Linked DNA regions of Homo sapiens: region 2 is linked to region 1. The links are chromatin contacts, found by Hi-C or POLR2A ChIA-PET in ENCODE. All regions are on one chromosome and are shown on one strand. The core of a region is the stretch at or near the end of the contact, and the rest is flanking DNA. Distances in the headings are between cores, read along the strand shown.

What was found. A loop is a pair of places that touch in the nucleus more often than their neighbours do. ChIA-PET counts read pairs that join two places held with the same protein, here RNA polymerase II (POLR2A). Pooled maps may share reads with other maps.
Region 2: a loop to region 1 is called in a pooled map, with 4 times the contacts of the local background. The contact joins the promoter of TARS3 here to the enhancer-like site in region 1. A Hi-C loop is called at or near these places in 1 of 37 single-sample maps with no recorded cell type and 5 of 50 pooled maps. POLR2A ChIA-PET finds 5 or more read pairs at or near these places in 1 of 52 experiments (HEK293T).

The regions. Positions count from the first base shown.
Region 1 is chr15:101,499,188-101,501,887 of GRCh38, reverse strand. No RefSeq gene overlaps it. Among named protein-coding and RNA genes, the nearest start is that of PCSK6, 11 kb to the right of the region's middle. Within about 2 kb of position 1,392, at least 9 of the 41 ENCODE cell types and tissues checked have a DNase peak (open chromatin) inside an H3K27ac peak, as active enhancers do.
Region 2 is chr15:101,723,206-101,725,905 of GRCh38, reverse strand. TARS3 (threonyl-tRNA synthetase 3) reads left to right here and starts at 1,433. Exons shown (of 19, transcript NM_152334.3): 1 at 1,433-1,815. The coding sequence starts at 1,519. RefSeq lists a silencer at 1,148-2,037.

The DNA.
Region 1 (2,700 bases), core at 143-2,642:
CTTGTGCCTGGGTCCTTATCTGAGGATGCCCTCACGGCGTGGCAGGAAGAGATGGGGCCGGGTGGCTGCCCAGGCTCCTCCCTCTGCCTTTGCCTTGTGCCTTCACAGCCACCCATTCCAGAACCCTAACTGTTCACCTGACAAGACCTCAGGCAAAGCCCTGGCTCCCTCGGAGGATCGGGGCTTTCTTGTTTGTAAAACAGGACACGGACTTTAGGAGCTCAGACACGAATGCATGCAAAAGCCTTACAGAGGGTTCAGGAGAGGTGAGTTTTTGTCTCCTCCTCTGCTCCTTCTTTCTTCACTGCCTGTTTCCCTCCTTTCACCAGGCACGTAGGGGAAGGAGCTGAGGTCCCCAGGCTGTGCAGTCCTTCTAGGTCTGGGCTGTGGAGGGAGAGGAGAGGCTGGCCTGGGGGTCTCTGCTGGGGGAGATACAAGTCCGGCCTGTGGGGTTGGCCAGCCTGGGGCATGTCTGTGTTAACTCAGACACACCCACACAGACACTTCCAGAACCAGGCATGTTTACAAGTAGCAATGAGGTATTGCTAAACCTCTGGCCTGATGAGAACAGCTCTCACATAATGCTGTCTGAGTGCCAGGCCCAGGTCCAGGCACTGTACACTAATTCATTTAAGGTGGACACAAATATGCCCATTTTATGCTCAGCTGGGAAAACTGAGGCCCAGAGAGGTCAATGGACTCATCTGAGGTCAGGCAGCTGGGAGGTGGCCGAGCTGGGATGAGAACCCAGGTGGTCAGGGCTGGAGCCTCTTCCCTAGCCACAGTGCCCCTCTGCCTCTTCTCCTCCTGCCTGAGCAATCCCACTTCACTTGGACCATCCCCTGCCTATTCCAGGAGACAGGACTTGAGTGTCACTTCCCCTCCTGCTGTCTTGTGGCCCTGCCATGCACTGTGGCAAGTCTTCTGTTATCTTCTGCCTGAGAGGCCGTGACTAAGAAGGTTCCAGACTTCCCGTCTATCAAAGGTGAGGACTGAATTAGACTTTCTTCTTGACAGTGGTGATCACCTGTGACCTGTGACTGGTACATGCTCAGGAGGGAGTATACTGTTCCACTTTGCTGATTTCTAATGAAAGATTACTTTTACAGGATGGAGGGAGAAAGGGCTCCGAAGGAGAAGGAAGAAGAATAAGGGCATTGGCCTCAGTCCAGATGAAAAGACCCAGATGCAAAATTATTTGGGCCACATATGTGTTGTTTGCTTATCAAATTTTCAACCTTTGAAAAATCACAATATTGGATGGTGGGAATCAGTAGCATTGCTGGAGTTCCTGTGGGTGGCAGGAGTTGGACATTGTGGCAGGTGACCCTGCAAAGGATAAACACAGAACCTGCAGAGGGTAAAGGATTTCCCAAGTCTCACTCCTGGAGGGAGGGGCACAGGCATGAGCAGCCTATCGGGCCCCATGTCATGCAGCTATGTTCTCTGCTGCTGGTGAGCTTGGCATCGAAAGAAAACATAGCAGGAATGATTTTGTCTGGGTTGGGGATTTGGGGGAGTTTAGACTATAAATAGTGAGGAGGATATAAAAAGCCTTAAGAGGATTTTTGGAAGCCCTAAATCCACCACATAGACCAAAGCAAGTTAACAGGAACCACTTCGGTTTTAGTGAGGTCTAAATGTGACTCAGCATAGTGCCCTCCCCTCCACTGTTCCCTTCCAGCTGTCGTGGTTCACGTGTCCGCTGTCACCACAACCCTTGCCAGCATCTGCCAAACCAAGGGCACGTGTGTCAGGAGGTCTGCTGCCAGCATGCCAGCTGCCAGGTGCTGCCTAGCCTTGAATTACGGCCTGGCTCACTCCCTAAGGGAAGGCATCATTGGCAGCCTCTTCTGCAGCAGAGAAAACGGAAGCATAGGAGGGTAGGTGCCTGGTCCAGGGTCACACAGCCAGCAAGTAGTGGGCTGGATTCCACACTCAGCCGAGGCCCACTCTGCTGATTCTAGCATAATTTCTTCAGGATCACCTTTTGAGTGGACCTCAGCTGCGTGTGGGAAGGAACCTGCTTGCCTCTGTGCCTTGCTTCTTGGACACCTGCGGTCCCAGCCTTCTCTTTTCTGTGGGCCCTTATTTCATTTAATACATGGACTCATCATAAAACCCCTTTGCACTCCTGTAGCCCCAGCTCAGGAAGCCTGAAGCCCACCCCGGTCACCGAGGTGCTCAGAATCGATGGAGATCCAGAGTTGAAACCTCCCTACGTTTGGTCCTGTGTCCCCAGGGTCTGCTGCCGGCTCCTAGATACCTACAAACAGGTCTTTACTGTTGACTCTTTTAGGAACATCACTGTGGCCTAATAGTGAGGGAGTGACATTTAGGATGATGGCCGACCATCTCATTTATAGGAAAAACCCAGGGCTCTAACACATATTTTAAAAATCACTGCACTGCTGGCACAGCCCTGCCACCCAGCATTGTATTAGCCAACTCCTTCCCAAGGCTCTGGGAGAGGCTGCAGTGGGAACATTCCAGATCAGAGGTTCTGCCTTGTTTAAATAGGGGTGGAGCGAGATTGCCAGGTCTGAGGCTTCATCTTGCCAGTGAGAAATGGGGGTGCAGGGAGCTGTTTTAGATGGGGGTGCAGGGAACAGCTGCTGAGGCCTCACCGTGAGTCACACACAGGGCTGGCAGTGAGGCCACAAATCACAGTTGGGCCCCCAAACATAAGGTCCTACAGCC
Region 2 (2,700 bases), core at 184-2,683, 220 kb before region 1:
GGAGACCCAAGAGAGACAAATTCCAGAGGGTCCCGAGGAAATTCTGGGGTGGCTTAAGTGGGTCCATGACATTCAGTGATGTGTTGGTCATGACAGAATGGCAGAAGCAGAAACTCCATGGCAGTGGATTGAGAAATGATGAATAATGAGGAGTCAGTGGGTCCTATGTAACTGTATCCAGAGGCTTCCTGAGGAAGGACTAAAAAAGATACAGTGATATTGGTTAGCAACATACTTCATGGAATCTCCTCCTGGGTGCTGTTTGGGATTCCACTTAGCTTAATCCAATGAGCTTGTCCCCCTCCGCTCCTTCTCCTGCACTGATTCTGCTCCTGGAGTGGAATTTACCTGCTTTTCCTCCTTGCTAACATCTCCCAACCTTTATTTTCCAGAGCAAAATAAACCTTTTCCCCTTTCTCAAAATTTTCTCCCTTTCTCAAACCACACCAGTCCAAGCTAAGCTCTTCCACTTCAGGACTCTTATAAGGGCATTATTACCTGTATCACATTATATGACATGCTCAATTAAATTCTGCCAAAGTTGAAAAGTACTAGTGTTAAGTGTGTAGAAACTGGCATCAGACTATCTGAGTTTGATTCCCCCTTTGTCATGTAGTGGCTGTGTGACCTTAGTCAAGTAACACAGTCTCACTGTGCTTCAATTTCTCCAGCTATAAGCGGATATAACAGTATCTCCTGTTATGAAGATTAAAGGAGTTACTACTGTTACAGAGTTTAGAACAGTGTTTGTCACATCCTAAGCCCTAAGAATAGTGATAAAAATCAATTTCTGTTCCTGCTCCAGGAAGTTTCACGCTCATGGTTAAGAGGGATACAAAGATATATGTGGCATTTGCCCTAGACTCAAGGAGCCAGTAATTTCGTGCTGGTCGGATTTAGATTTCACAGCGATTTTCTATATGCCCTGGCCCAGAGGCCTCAGTACTTGGGCAAGTTTGGCACGAAAGGCCAGAAAGTCCATTTATAATGAATGGCCACTTTTTAGAACCTGTTTGCAAGGCAAAAGAATGGTGACTGCCAGAATTCAAGAGGAAGAAAGGGTGAAGCCTTTTTGGAGAACGCAGACGATGGCCTTTTTGCAAGGTTTTGGAAGATTTTCGTTTCAACGGACTAAAAACTACTGCCAATAGCCTCTAGACAGGCCTCGAAAGGCAGGGGAGGCCCTTCAGACCCCATTTCCCCACTGCCCGTGACCCTAAGGTGGGCCTGGCCTCAGGCCCCGCCCCGCCCCGCCCCTGCAGGGTATCTGGCCTCAGGCCCCGCCCCGCCCCGCCCCGCCCCTGCAGGGTATCTGGCCTAGGCCCCGCCCCTCCCCGCCCAGCGCCCCGCCCCTGCAACGTGTAGGCCTCGGCTCCAACGAGGCCCCATGGCTCCGTCCCCGCCCCATCGCCCCGCCCCTCCCGGGAGCCCTGTCTTCTGCCGTGCGCTGAGTGTCCGCGTCGCCCTCGCCGCAGTCGCGGGCACCCCGCTCGGCGTCGGTGCCTGAGGGAGGCCGCGATGGCGGCCGAGGCCCTGGCGGCGGAGGCCGTGGCGTCGCGCCTGGAGCGGCAGGAGGAGGACATCCGCTGGCTGTGGTCGGAGGTCGAGCGCCTGAGGGACGAGCAGCTGAACGCGCCCTACAGCTGCCAGGCGGAGGGGCCGTGCCTCACGCGGGAGGTGGCGCAGCTCCGGGCCGAGAACTGCGACCTGCGCCACCGCCTGTGCAGCCTGCGGCTGTGCCTCGCCGAGGAGCGGAGCCGCCAGGCCACGCTGGAGAGCGCGGAGCTAGAGGCGGCGCAGGAGGCCGGCGCACAGGTAACCGGGCGGTGGGGACACTGGAGAGGACGCGGGCGGGGCGGGCCGAGACGGTGCGCACCGAAAGGTTTTCAACTGCGGGGGCAGGTGCGGGGGCGCCCCGGGGGAGTGCCCTCCCAGTGCCCTGCGGCTGGCCCGCCCTGCCCTGCTCGGTGGTCCCGTGTGGCCTGGGGAGCCGCCGGATTTCCAGCAGTCGCCAGACTTAACCAAATGCTGTTGATTTCTCAATTCGTCCATTAAAGAGCCTGCCACGCATCTTTTTCAGTAGCAGAAATAGTGTTTTCATTTGTTTGAAAAAATGCTGGAGTGTTTAAAACTCATTCTTTCCTTGGTCAGAAAGACTAACAGCTGCGTATGTAAACTCTCATTCCCTCTGGTTCTTTTTTGTTGTTGGGTTTTTTTTGGACGAGAAGTTTTCGCTTTTTGTGCTCTTGTTTTGGTGGTTCATCTTGAGAGGATAGCTGTATATTTAACATTTTTATTTAATACAGTATTTTATGATTTGTAGAAAGGATAAATTATCTTCTTTTAACATCATACTTTCTGAGTCCTGAAGCTTCTCAGGCTGAGATGTTCTGCAGTCCTTTAGGAAGGACAGCTGCGGTGAACTAGCAACATCTTCAGGAAATAGTGCATTTGATGTGGCGGGCAGCAACCACACATTTTCCAGCCACATTATTTGTTTAAAGTTCAGGACAAAAGGTTTTCAAGAGCACAATATATTAAATGTGCTTAGCAACAGTGTGACAGGAAGGACTGAACCCTGGAGAATGACTTGCCCACTGAGAGCTGTAGCTGGTGGTCAGGAGAGCCCAGCTATGAGCCTCTAAACACGGGGCACTTGCAGCCTGCTGGCATGACTCTCTTCTTAAAATGTGTTGCTTT